Regions from separate parts of the Homo sapiens genome. Here regions 2 and 3 are each linked to region 1. A link is a contact called in ENCODE Hi-C or POLR2A ChIA-PET data. All regions are on one chromosome and are shown on one strand. Each heading gives the region's core, a stretch centred on a gene start or an enhancer-like site at or near the end of the contact. The rest is flanking DNA. Distances are from core to core; before and after follow the strand shown.

Evidence for each region. Hi-C counts contacts between places; a loop is a spot of excess contacts on that map. ChIA-PET counts read pairs that join two places held with the same protein, here RNA polymerase II (POLR2A). Pooled maps may share reads with other maps.
Region 2: a pooled map shows a loop between it and region 1 (4-fold over the local background). The contact joins two enhancer-like sites. A Hi-C loop is called at or near these places in 2 of 37 single-sample maps with no recorded cell type and 3 of 50 pooled maps. POLR2A ChIA-PET finds 5 or more read pairs at or near these places in 2 of 52 experiments (GM10248 and activated B cell).
Region 3: a loop to region 1 is called in a map of naive thymus-derived CD4-positive, alpha-beta T cell, with 6 times the contacts of the local background. The contact joins two enhancer-like sites. A Hi-C loop is called at or near these places in 1 of 168 maps with a recorded cell type or tissue (naive thymus-derived CD4-positive, alpha-beta T cell), 19 of 37 single-sample maps with no recorded cell type and 12 of 50 pooled maps. POLR2A ChIA-PET finds 5 or more read pairs at or near these places in 2 of 52 experiments (activated CD4-positive, alpha-beta memory T cell and activated CD8-positive, alpha-beta memory T cell).

The regions. Positions count from the first base shown.
Region 1 is chr1:66,334,743-66,338,773 of GRCh38, forward strand. All of the region lies in intron 8 of PDE4B (phosphodiesterase 4B), which reads left to right. Among named protein-coding and RNA genes, the nearest start is that of SGIP1, 200 kb to the right of the region's middle. RefSeq lists enhancers at 2,194-2,243, 2,304-2,353. Within about 2 kb of position 1,994, at least 32 of the 41 ENCODE cell types and tissues checked have a DNase peak (open chromatin) inside an H3K27ac peak, as active enhancers do.
Region 2 is chr1:66,979,986-66,984,016 of GRCh38, forward strand. It overlaps MIER1 (MIER1 transcriptional regulator), which reads left to right. Exons shown (of 14, transcript NM_001077700.3): 13 at 1,794-1,933. It also overlaps a transcript of SLC35D1 not described here. Among named protein-coding and RNA genes, the nearest start is that of MIER1, 57 kb to the left of the region's middle. Within about 2 kb of position 1,871, at least 9 of the 41 ENCODE cell types and tissues checked have a DNase peak (open chromatin) inside an H3K27ac peak, as active enhancers do.
Region 3 is chr1:65,810,097-65,814,127 of GRCh38, forward strand. The region is part of intron 1 of PDE4B (phosphodiesterase 4B); the gene reads left to right. Among named protein-coding and RNA genes, the nearest start is that of PDE4B, 19 kb to the left of the region's middle. RefSeq lists an enhancer at 2,076-2,305. Within about 2 kb of position 2,063, at least 2 of the 41 ENCODE cell types and tissues checked have a DNase peak (open chromatin) inside an H3K27ac peak, as active enhancers do.

The DNA of each region.
Region 1 (4,031 bases), core at 744-3,243:
AATTATTGATTATTCAGATAATTGTCTCAGGTTAAGCTTGAGCATAACATGCACCATGACACATATGATATAAGGCAATGAGGCCAGGGAGTGGTGGCTCACGCCTGTAATCCCAGCACTTTGGGAGGTCGAGGCAGCACTTTGGGATTGCTTGAGCCCAGGAGTTCGAGATAATGCAATGCAAACATTTTTGTGGCCACCAGAAAGAAATTGATCTACACCAGTTCTTTGGGAACTGAATTATCCATGGCAAAAAAAAACTATATTCCATATTCAGTTTTCAATGTTGCTGAAATTATCTGAGATTTCCATCCAAGTTGACATCTTAAAACTTTATCATGATCATCACTCCCTTTACTATGTAGTCTTATTTGGCCATATTTTGCTTACCCTTATCAACTAAGGAGCCAGTGTAAATCTCTGAGTTGCAGATCTGGAAGTGATGTGAAGAAATGTTATAGAGGGAGTGTACTTATCAGTGGTATCCACTACATTTTTGCAAAAACTCTGTGTTCCTAGTTCTGTTTCAGCTACGTGGCCACTAAGTTTTGTTTGCAATGTCTGATCTTAAGAACAGCGATAGGTGAAATTGTGTTATGCTGAGGGGTATTTGGGAATTACATAAGTGCAGTCTACATGCAACTGGTAGAGAGTTAACTGTGTTTGGTGGAGGAAAAGCAAGCATCTTTCATCTTTACTTCATCTAGGTAGGGTTGTGCTTTTTTAGTTTGTTTGTTTTCCTTAATCCTTTAAATTTTGAAGAAAACTGAGTGATTCAAATCTCCTAAAAGACTTTCTCAAATGTACTTCATAGCCTAGAGAGTTAGCTAAGAAACATCGTCCTCTGTTTGGCCCAAATTTCTCTGATCCCTTAATGCTGGCCACAGTCCAGATGGAATTCCAGAATTTTAGAGAATGGTGCTGCCAGGTAGGTTAGTCTTGTAAATTATTTTCCTCCAAGAATTACTAGAAGATGGAATAAGTTCAGCAGAAGTTTTACAAGGCAATGGTATTGTTATTTAAGATGAAAAGGATGGCTAGTGAACCTCCTGCCAGCTGCCCAAATTCGATTAGACATGTTAGAGCTAGCCGTTTTGCTTAACAACAGATTGCCTTCTTAGAATTGTTCATTAATTTTGTGTTTCAATTTTCATCACCTCCTGAATTAGAAGAATTGTCTTACACTTCAGCAAAATGCATCAGAGCATGAGTTCCTCAGTGGCAAAACAGTCAGATGTTTTGAAAACAGGATGCTTTGGCTCTCCATTATAAAAAGAGGAACGGAAAGAGAAACAGTATAGAAAGGAAGAAAGCAAATAGCCTCAGCAGGGTCCCCAGCCCAACAACGGCATAAACAGTGACCTATCTTCCTGACCTTCACTGTGGCTCAGTTCCTGACCTCGTGTCACCAAAGCCAACCAACGTCATTAGAGGAGGATAGGAGGAATGGCGCAGCTGCTGTGAGGGTGACTACAATTTCCTGTCTCCTTCCTGACAGACGCAGTCAGTAAAGTACAGGGTTGCAACAACAGTGGCTGAGGAAGGACCAACCCAGAACAATCCCAGGGAGGCGTAATTGTGACTGGCGGGGAATGGGGAGGTGTTCCTTCCCTCATTGTACTGAGAAACCTAGTCTTTCACCTAGAATTTTCAGGTGAAAAACGTCAAAAGGGTCATTCTTACCCAGAATGCTAAATGTTTTTCAAAAGATGAACATACTGTGGTATTCAGAAAAGCTATATTCAAGCAACTAGTCACTGTCTTCACTTCCCCCACAAACGCCCTCCACTGTCCTTTTCATTCTCCATTGGTTTGGCTCTGGGGCTGTTTTATATGCAGAACAAAGGTTGGGTGCTGCTGGGTGAAAATGGATATTCTGTTGTTGAAGAGTGGCCCTGTGTATTAGTACTTTTTTTTTAGAATGAAGCATTAGGACTTAGCACTTGAGTAAATGTTTGCTAAGATAGAAATGGAAGATAGATGGTCCTTCTTCTCTTAAGGCATTGTGAAGTCGGCTACAGATAACCATCATGAGGAAGTGAGTCCTCCTGGCTATGCAGGCTTATTTTTCCAGTTCTTCAGGTGCAGCCATACTACAGTACTAAACATGGAGCACAAAGGCAACTAATTGCCAGTGCTCTTGGGTTTGCAGGATAAAGTCACACTATTCTACCAGGCCCCGAGCCAGCTGGGAATTAGGCTGCATGACACTGGATGGTGATCATGACAGGCTGATTGCCCTAATGAGGGGTGAACCATTTTGTATTTAACTAAATAATCAATAACTATGGAAAATGCCAGCTCCTGCAGAACTGACAGGAAATAGATCTTACTGGCCAATGGATTCATCTTAGAACTCTGTAAGAGAGAGGGTAGACAGGCGCTCAGTCCTTGAAAGGAATATTCATGCCACTTTTGCCTAAAATGTAATGATATGATTACAGCAGTGCCGCCCTTAGCATAAGATGCATCCATTTGCTGGGCCCTGTGCTGTAATCAGAGGGCCTTAGCCTGGCCTTCCTTCTGCTGCCCTCCACCCAAGGAAGTAAGGAGTTGGCCGGGCCAAGGGAGCAGCTTTGCTCCCCTCTCTAAACTACATTTTGCATCTGCTGGACCCCCACATTCTCTGTCCAAATGGCTTTGAACCCACTTCCCGGCCACACAAGCCTCTTCCTGGGATGTGCTGCAGGCATACACACCCTTAGGCCTAAGGAGTTTAACCAAGAGGCAGCAATGAGAGGTGTGAAGAGACTTGTGTAGGAGGAACTTGGGTAAGCAGGCTGCGGTCCAGGGCTCACGACGGCTGCTCACAGGTCCCTGGAGATGGAAGGACATGGGGAAAGAGGAGGGCCAACCCATATCCAAGGAGTTCAAGAATTCTAAATTCAACCTGACCTTCCAGGCTGTTATGGAGGGATATCTGTCAAGGTAAAGGAGATAGCTCAATGTATATCTTTGTATATTTAGACTTACAGTGTGTGGCCCCACACATGTTAGAGGTGACCCTGGATTAGAGGGCAGAATAGAATTAAAATCAGTTCTGGTAGCCAGGTGGGCACTCACACATTTTTTTGGTTCAACTTTTCTCTCTTTACTGCTCAGATTTATATAGACTAAATTATGGAGGGAGCAAAATAAAGTGAAAAGAGCCTAGGAATAAGCCATGAGTTTGAGTTCTAGCCCTGCCTTTACTTAGGTATAGTAATATAGACAATAAAACTATTTGGAATCTTTCCATATTCTCTTCTATAAAACAAAATAATTGGAAAAGACCCAGCTCTTCAGTTTATTGATTGAATAATATTAGTAAACAACAGAACTACCTTTACAGGTGTATGCAAACATTGTGCTAAGCTCTTTACCTCATTCTGTAATCAATATTCACAGTAACACTTTGAAATAGGTACTGTTATTATTCCTGCTTTACAGATGAGTAAAGTGAGGCATACAAAGTTGAAATAACTTGCTTAAGGTAAATCATAGAGCCAGGATTCATATCCAGTCCATCTGACTTACCATCAATGATCCCAATGAGGCATATAAAGAAAGAAAAAAGTTTAGAGTTATTTAATAATTCTTCTAAGGGGATTTTGGATTGGTTGGTGGGTGATCTTGTTCTTTCAACTGTGGCAAGCATTATTAGTGAGGCCTAGTTCAAATTTATATTCTGTAGCTACCATACTCACAGCCTCTAGGATGGCCATTAATTGCCCTAAGCTCAGTCTTCTTGCCTGGGAAGCAGTGTAAGGGGAAAGAGCAATCGCAATTATAGAAAATGGTTATAAAGTGCTCATAAAAATGCAAATAATAGTATTAAACTAATCCATTGCCTATTTCAGATCAATTTGCTCACTTCACTATCTGTTTCTTAAAATTCTCCAACATAGCCTAAGATAAGATAGTAAAGGTCTGTTCAAAGCACTGTAGACTAACCCCAAATTCCCTTTTTCCCTGCTTCTCAAAATAAAAAGGGAAATAGAGATAAGCTATTCTTGGCCGGGCGCGGTGGCTCACGCCTGTAATCCCAGCAC
Region 2 (4,031 bases), core at 621-3,120, 650 kb after region 1:
ACTCCCAACCTCAGGTGATCCACCTGCCTCGGCCTCCCAAAGTGCTGGGATGACAGGCGTGAGCCACCACACCCGGCCTTGCTTTGGCTTTTAACTTCCTTCATATTATCCATTCCCACTATAACGTATTTATTTCCAACAATTCCTCATCATGTGTCTTCTGTTAGCCTTAGCACCTGAAGTCCCTTTGGGACTCACCACACTTATTTCTGTGTGCTTCAAATTTGTTATGTAATTTTTCTATAATTATGATGAGTAGCATAAAGCTGAAGAAGTCTTCAAGACCATCTAATTTAATTCTATATAGATTTATAGGTATTCAAGACCATCTAATTGAATTCCCTTCATTTATAGATGAGGAAAATAAGGCATAGAATGTAAATTGCATAGGTCATGGTCATATACATTTCTGAGATATGTATTAGTTTTATACCTCAGACTATTAGAAGTTTCTTGAAGTCAGGTATCACATCCCTATATTTGTTAAATCCCTATAACCTAGGAGACAGTGATGACCATATAGGTTGAGATAACTACAATTAATAGCATATTATAGACTATTAACACAGACTTTCAGAAAATTCCTCAGAGCTTCCACTGTTTCCTTCTTATTTACCCTGCTCACAAAATTCTAAGAGATTTGTCTTAATATTTCTATCATACTTATGCTGAAGGAATTTTAAGATAAATAACACAATTAGAATTTTATTGAGTTTCTTTCTGTTCTGTGCCTTGCACAACTTAGGTACCAGTGGTGCAGGTATAAACAAAGTAGACTAAAAATTCCTGACCTTGGGGAATTCTAGTGCAGTATCTAGTATCAGCAAACTTTTTCTGTAACAGGTAGAGAATAAATATTTTATGCTCTGTAGTAAGAAAGGACTTAATCACACTACTCAGTTGTGCAGTTGTTGCAGGAAAGCAGTCATAGACACTATGTAAACAAAGGTGTGTGGCTGGGTTCCAATAATACTTTATTTACAAAAAACAGATGGCCAGCCCACAGGCTATAGTTGGCTGACTTTTATTCTAGTGGTTTAGTAGCACTTTTTGGATTATGAAACATTTTTATGTACATATATAATACAATAACCATGTGTGTTAGACATATGATTTATCTACATTTTGTAGGTGATACACTAAACCTGAGAGAGACAAATCTCTATCCCAGATCTGCTCACCAATGTCACTTAACCACAGTTACGTAGTTCAGGAATGATTTAGAGAAGAAATGAGCTCACATACAATGAGAAAGTGACAGGATAAAACCAGCAGATAATCCCAGGAATTTAGTTAGCATCTTATAGCTCAGATCTGGCAGAAATATAATACCAAAAATATCCAGGAAGGTTTTAGGAGGTAATCAGTCCTTTTTGTTAGGCTCAAATTTGTCTTTTAGGTATCGCCTTTAGGAGCTTTAAAATTCAATCTATGTTTGTACAGAAATTCTTTTGTACTTTTACTAGACATCACCCCTATCACTTCAGTTAAGAGATCTTCCAGTTCTAGTTGGGCCACTCTGAGCACCTGCCTACAACTTTACAAGCTTTAAAATTTCCTATGGGTCTCTAAAATTTGTTACTTTAAAGCCGTTATGCATTTTTCCTATAAACATGTAACCAAAAGGAGCTTTTCATTTAAATATTCAGATCCTGGTATGATAGATGAAGCACTGGAATGAATGTTAAGTGAATATTAGGATATATTTGTTAAGAAAGCCTTCTGAATTTAACCTCAACTAATTTTTAATTTTCAGCTCTTTTTAATATAAAAATTGTTTTATTAATTTTAAGGGATTACATGGATCGTCTTCTAGACGAAAGTGAAAGTGCTGCATCTAGTCGAGCACCATCCCCTCCCCCAACTGCATCAAACAGTAGTAACAGCCAGTCTGAGAAAGAAGATGGCACTGTAAGCACTGCTAATCAAAATGGTAAGCAACCAGAGAAACATTTCTCTTTCTTCATAATAAGGGACACTTTCTTGCAGTGACTTGGGAAATTCCGTTTGGGTTTCTATTAAACTTCCAGAGCAGAAAGTAAAAAATGATAACACATGAGACAAACATAACATCAGCATACATATATACTAACAGAATACAAAGTGATTGGACATCACTAAAAAGTAATTTTAATAAAGCCTACTGTCAACAGTGACTATTTCTTGTAAGAAATTTGTTCTTTTTCAGTAGCATCTCTTTTCCTGTCTTGTCTAGTTGGGTTGATGCCTAGATACAAGTATTTATGTTAACTCTTAGGTCAAAACCCTGCAGTTTCACATGAGATATACAGATCATTGCAAAATACCTTGATGTAAGGTAACAAGTGCACTGTTTTGAATATTTAAGTTCTCTTTGATAGCATAATAACCTTGAATAATGAGAAAAGATAAAGCCGGTATCAACCTGTATATTAATATTCTACAGAAATATTTGTTTTTCTCTCCAAGAAAAAGAGAAGAAAAAGGCATACCAATTGTTTGAGGTTCAGATAGTGTTTCCGTTTAAAATATACAGTGGACCAGAGATCACTGTGCTGATCAGTAGTAAGAGCCAGAGAATTATTTTGATTTCTTCTTTGATTAAATGGTCTTTTTAAGTAAAAGAGTTCCAAGAAGAAAGTAATAAGCGCCACCCCCAGCTCCTCTGAGGAAACTGGTGATAGGAGAGTACCAGTGAAGAGCTGACTTCTTCCTGACAGAAACTGGAAGAGAAACACTGTGAAAGCCTTGATCCTCTTCTGACCTTTGGTCTCACATTGGTCCTGCTGGAGTGTATATGCTTAGTTCATTTCATGACCCCTCTCTGTTCCCTCACTACTTCTAGGAATAAACCAAACAAACAAAACTTAGGGCCCAGTAACTATGTCCTGGTCCAAGAAGGTTTATTGACTTGATGTCTAATGTTTGTCACGTCCATTCTGAAGTAGAATAAGATGCTGAGACTCTGACCTTGGGACTAACCGTATAGGCTCAAGGGAGGCAGACAGTTGGTACTACTATTGTTTTTCCTGTTTGTTCTTAACATATTAACACCAAATCATTTTCTTTTCCTTTTTAAGAAACTATTTGATGAGAACATGCTGTTAGGCTAGGAAAGTGTTCATAAGTTACTTATAAATTACTTGTAGCTCAAAAGCCACTCAACATTACGTACAGTCAAAACTGCCAGCTTTTTCAAAGGAAGGAAGGAACTTTTCATCCCAATGTTATATTACTTTTTTATATGGGGCTTTAATTAGTACTTTGAAATCTTACAGTTATTTTTGACCTAATCACAGTCGTCAGCTAGCTTTTTGGACTTGTTCCTACAGAATTGTTCTCTTCAATATATTATGATGCATAATCCCCATGTGCATTCATGATTTGAGTGCATTGAGTTGGTCAAAATAGAATATTTTCTTCTATCAGAATACAGTATTTGAGGCTCATCCTTTATGCCGAATATTTTTCAAGCAATTAAATTGTAATTATTCAGTGATGCACCCTATATTTTACTTCTTATCACCAAAATTTGCATTCCATTTTACAGTCAACTCTAAAATGAACTTTTGTTTTCTTTTATTAGAATAATTTTGCTTTTACTTTTCTCACCTACTATAGAATTTGTATTTACTTTTTAAGTAATTTGTATTTACTTAAGTAAATAATTTAGCACTTTCAAGTATATGCTTGGATAGTGCGGCATTAGTTTTTTAACATTATGACAGATTATTTAAGTCTACTTAGGTAAATAGTGTGTGATCATCTTTTTTTTCTTTTTGAGACAGAGTCTCGCTTTGTCGCCCAGGCTGGAATGCAGTGGCACAATCTCGGCTCACTGCAACCTCCGCCTCCTGGGTTCAAGTGATTCTGCTGCCTCAGCCTTCCGAGTAGCTGGGAGACGGTGCACGCCACCACTCCTGGCTAATTTTTGTATTTTTAGTAGAGACAAGTTTTCACCCTATTGGCCAGGCTGGTCTTGAACTCCTGACCTCATGATACACCCGCCTTGGCCTCCCAAAGTGCTGGGAATACAGGCGTGAGCCACTGCA
Region 3 (4,031 bases), core at 813-3,312, 520 kb before region 1:
GAAAAGGACAGGCAGTGTATAGCTTCCCTTTCAAATGCAGAAACAGGGCTTCTCCAAGGTGGAGTGTTGATAAATTATGGGATATTCCAAAAGTCCTTAGTCCACACTTTCTGCTCTAGCAAAGGTAATTTTTGCTATTTATTTTGACCTAAGTACCTTTATAAAGATTTTGTTTTTTCCTCTGGAGGAAGGTAACTAATATTTATTGAGCACTCACCATGTGCCAAGCATCTTAGGAAATGCTTTAAATGCAGTCTCATTTAATTCCTACTATTACCTTGTGATGAAAGCATTATTATACTAATTTTGAGGATGAAAACATTAAGCCTCAGCCAAGTAATTTGCTTAAGTTTATATAGCGAGGGCTGACTTGTTTTTTTTCTTTCACCAACCCAAAGTCTATACTTTTTCTAGTGCCTGCTTAAGACTCAGTATGTTAAAACTTTAAAAATATTTATTGAGAGTTTCAGTATGTTCCAGGTATATAACTTAGATATATTTATTTTCATTTTAAAGATGAAGAAATGGAGAGGTTCAGATTAATACTTTTTTCAGCATTACACAGAGCCAGGATTCAAACTTAGGTCTATCTGACTCCAAAGCCTATGCTCTTACCTACCACATTGACTTGTAAGACTTTTTCTTAAAGGGTTATATTTTAAAATTATTATTAATATTTACAATTATTTTCTATTTAATTCTTTTCTTAAGTACATAAATGCCATAAGTGCTACCCCCTTTTCATGCAAATATAGTGAGTTAATGTGGAGGATCTACTACTAAATGCCTTTAGGATTCTGCTAAACGCTTCGAATACGTTAGGGTTTCTCAACCCCAGTGCAATTGATACTTTGGGCCAGATGATTCCCTGTTTGGGAGACAGCCTGTCTCGTGCATTGCAGGGTGTTTAACAGCATCCCTGGCCTCTACCAACTAGATGCAAACAACACTCTCTTTTCCCCCTACCCAGTTGTGACAACCAAAAATGCTTCAGACATTATCAAATATCTTTTGTCAGAGAGGAAATCACCTGAAGTTGAAAACTAATGGTCTACATTATCTCATCTTATCCTTAGAACACCCCATGAGGCTCATATCATTATGATCTCAGCTTTACACAATAAGAATAACTTGCTCAGGGTCATATGCTGAGAAATAGTATCTTCAGGGCTCAAATTGAAGGCTTACCTATGACTTTGGACTAATTTTTGTTGTATTTCATGGACTACGTCTTGTCTTCAAACTTAACTTGAGCATCCTCAAGGCTTGGCTATGTCAGATTCTCCTTTTTCTTTTGCCCCAAGGGCACCTAGAAAAGTACTTAATACCCAGCTGTGCTTTGACAGATGTTCATTAAGCAAATGACCCATTTTATGTGGGTCATATTTAAATAAGCATATTTTAAATAAAATAGAGCTGAGTGCAGTAATTAAGAATCAGACACATCACAGGTTTACATCTCATTCCTGCCATTTATTAGTTATAGGATCATGGAAAAATTTTTGACCTATTTGATTTCCTCATTTGTTTGTGACTAATAATCCCTCCTGTGGATAATGTGAGGAGTGAGTTAACATATAAAGTCATCTAGCATAGTACAAGACACAAGGTTACAAAGTTAAGTACATGATAGCTACTAGTAATACAAATAATATTAATATTAATGATAGTAAGGTGGCTTGGATTTTCTCTTTATATTATGACATAATTTACATATACTTTTATTTCAATAAATTTAGAAAAAAATTTCTTGTCTGCCTAAGACAACTTGAAAGCTGCTGTTTCATTAACGTTAAATAAAAATTACATGAAATATAAAATATACAGAAGGTAAATGAGGAAATTAGGGGGAAAAAGTAAAGCCAAACAAACAAACCAAAAAAAACCCCAGGACCATTAAAAGACAAAATTAACATATTGTAGTACTGAGGTTTCAGTGAGGAATTAAGCTTAGTTCCTTTCATTTCACTAAAGAAGTTTTAACCCTTGTGGTGGCTCAAGGGCTAGGGCTTCTTTTGGCTTTGAGAGCAGATGAATTGACTCATCCCTGACCTCAGCCCTCAGCCTTCTGCTGATTTGGCATCTCTAGCTTCCTTCCCCGAGGTCTGACCTTTTGCCTCATTTCCTCTGACTCAATTTTGGGTTCTGTTCTTGGCTTTCAGTTTCTGCTCTGAGAGTTCCTTTTCTAAATTTCTGGGTCCTCTTGTAGGTTAGTTACTCACTTGTTTCAGTTTCTCTGCTGGTCTCCTTCTTAGGGTATGGCCCTCCATGCTCTGCCACACCTGGGTTGCATCAGCTGCTCAAAGGCAGCATTTCTCACCTGCTGCTGCTCTCCCTGATCCAGGGCCAACTTGGACAAATCCCTTCCAAATGTAATTGGCCATAATCATGTAGGTTTTAACTATAGGTTGGTGGCATTAAATTTCCAAGACAGTAAAATGTCAGGGTGGAAATTCATTGTTTTTAGATACTGGAGGGACTTTCTGTGTTTTAAATGCCTCTCAATTATTTTTTTCATCCATTGGCACACTTTGGAATGTTAATATTTGTAGTAAATACTGAACTACATAGATAATGCTGTTTGTGGTTCTAGGAATTACATGCCTATCCTAGGGACTGAGGGGACGACTGTCTCAGCCTCCTATATGATATTATGTATAGAAATGCACTGGTTGAGAAGCTCTATTCTAAAGTCTCCATGAAAACACAAATAGATAGCACTGGGCAGGGGTTGGGAGAGAGTATAACACCTTAAACAATTATTCTCTAGCTTCTTTATTTCTATTTGCCTGTCAACTGCTTTCTAAGGGTCCTAGACAGCCCTGGAAAAGTTGCCCCAGGAATACAAAACCTTAAGAATGAAGATAAGGACACTAAAGTTTCTGTAGGGGCTGGAGAGGGAATACCTAAATCTATTCTAAGACATGTTGGGAGATACTAAAACTGGAACGAGATTGGGAACAGGCAGAGAGTTAGGAGGCTACCGAGGGAGTTCAGGAATGAGGTATTGAGGGTTTGGTTTATTAGCTGCTCACCTGTAGAGGAGTGAGTCACTTATTTAAATTCATACAGAAAATATGTAAGCATATATGGTGGGTTGGTTGTTAATACTTTGTCAAATGCATGCCACTTAACTAATCGTGGGAGGTCACTATAATTACCATTTAGATGTGAGAGGTATACGGAGGGAGAAAGAAGTCAACAGTAATATGCAAGTTACTATTTTAATTAATTGGGGGAATTGAATTGCCATTCACTAAAGAAAGACTAAGAAAAAGATACAGTTTTGCTGGGGGAAATGGCATGTTGAGTTTTGAACGTGCAAGTTTGAGATATTTTTGCCATATAAAATAATACCTATCTGAAAAGTATTTGGAAGGTGGTCTGGAACTCTCAGGAAAAAGCCAGATCAGAGTAAACAGATTTTAGAAGTGAACAATATAGAGATCTATACATTTTCATTGTGGGCCCTGGAAATCATATTCAAAATAGTATGAAAAATGTGTGCCAGTGTAGTTTTTCTGAGGAGGGGGTCCTCTATAGTTTCAAAGAATCACTGCTACAGATAGATGAGATAGGTAAATTAAGACCTTAATGGCAAATGGGTAGAAATTATGATTTTTAAAGTAAAAGAGGAAAATGAATCAAGGATAACTTCAGGGTATTTTTTTCTTTGGCAGCAGTGCAAGAGTAGGAGAAGAAATTGGTTTGTGAAGCTATGGGGTTAGAAATACTGAATTTGAATTAGAATGTAGCTTTGAAAAATAATGTGTCCAATAGGCAGTAGGCACTGCGGCAAAAAAAAAAAAAAAAAAAACAACAGTTGAGAGATCTGGAATATAGATTTGTTTGTCTTCAGTGTTATGCTGATAATAGAAGCCCTGAGTGTATGTGAGCTTTAAGCCAATTATTAGACTAAAAAGAGAACAGTGAAGAAGTCCAAGTTTTGAGCTTTGGGTATTACCCAGAGTCGAGAGCCAGGTGAACAGAAGGGCTGGGGCACTCTGGGCACTTGACAGAAAATTCAGTCG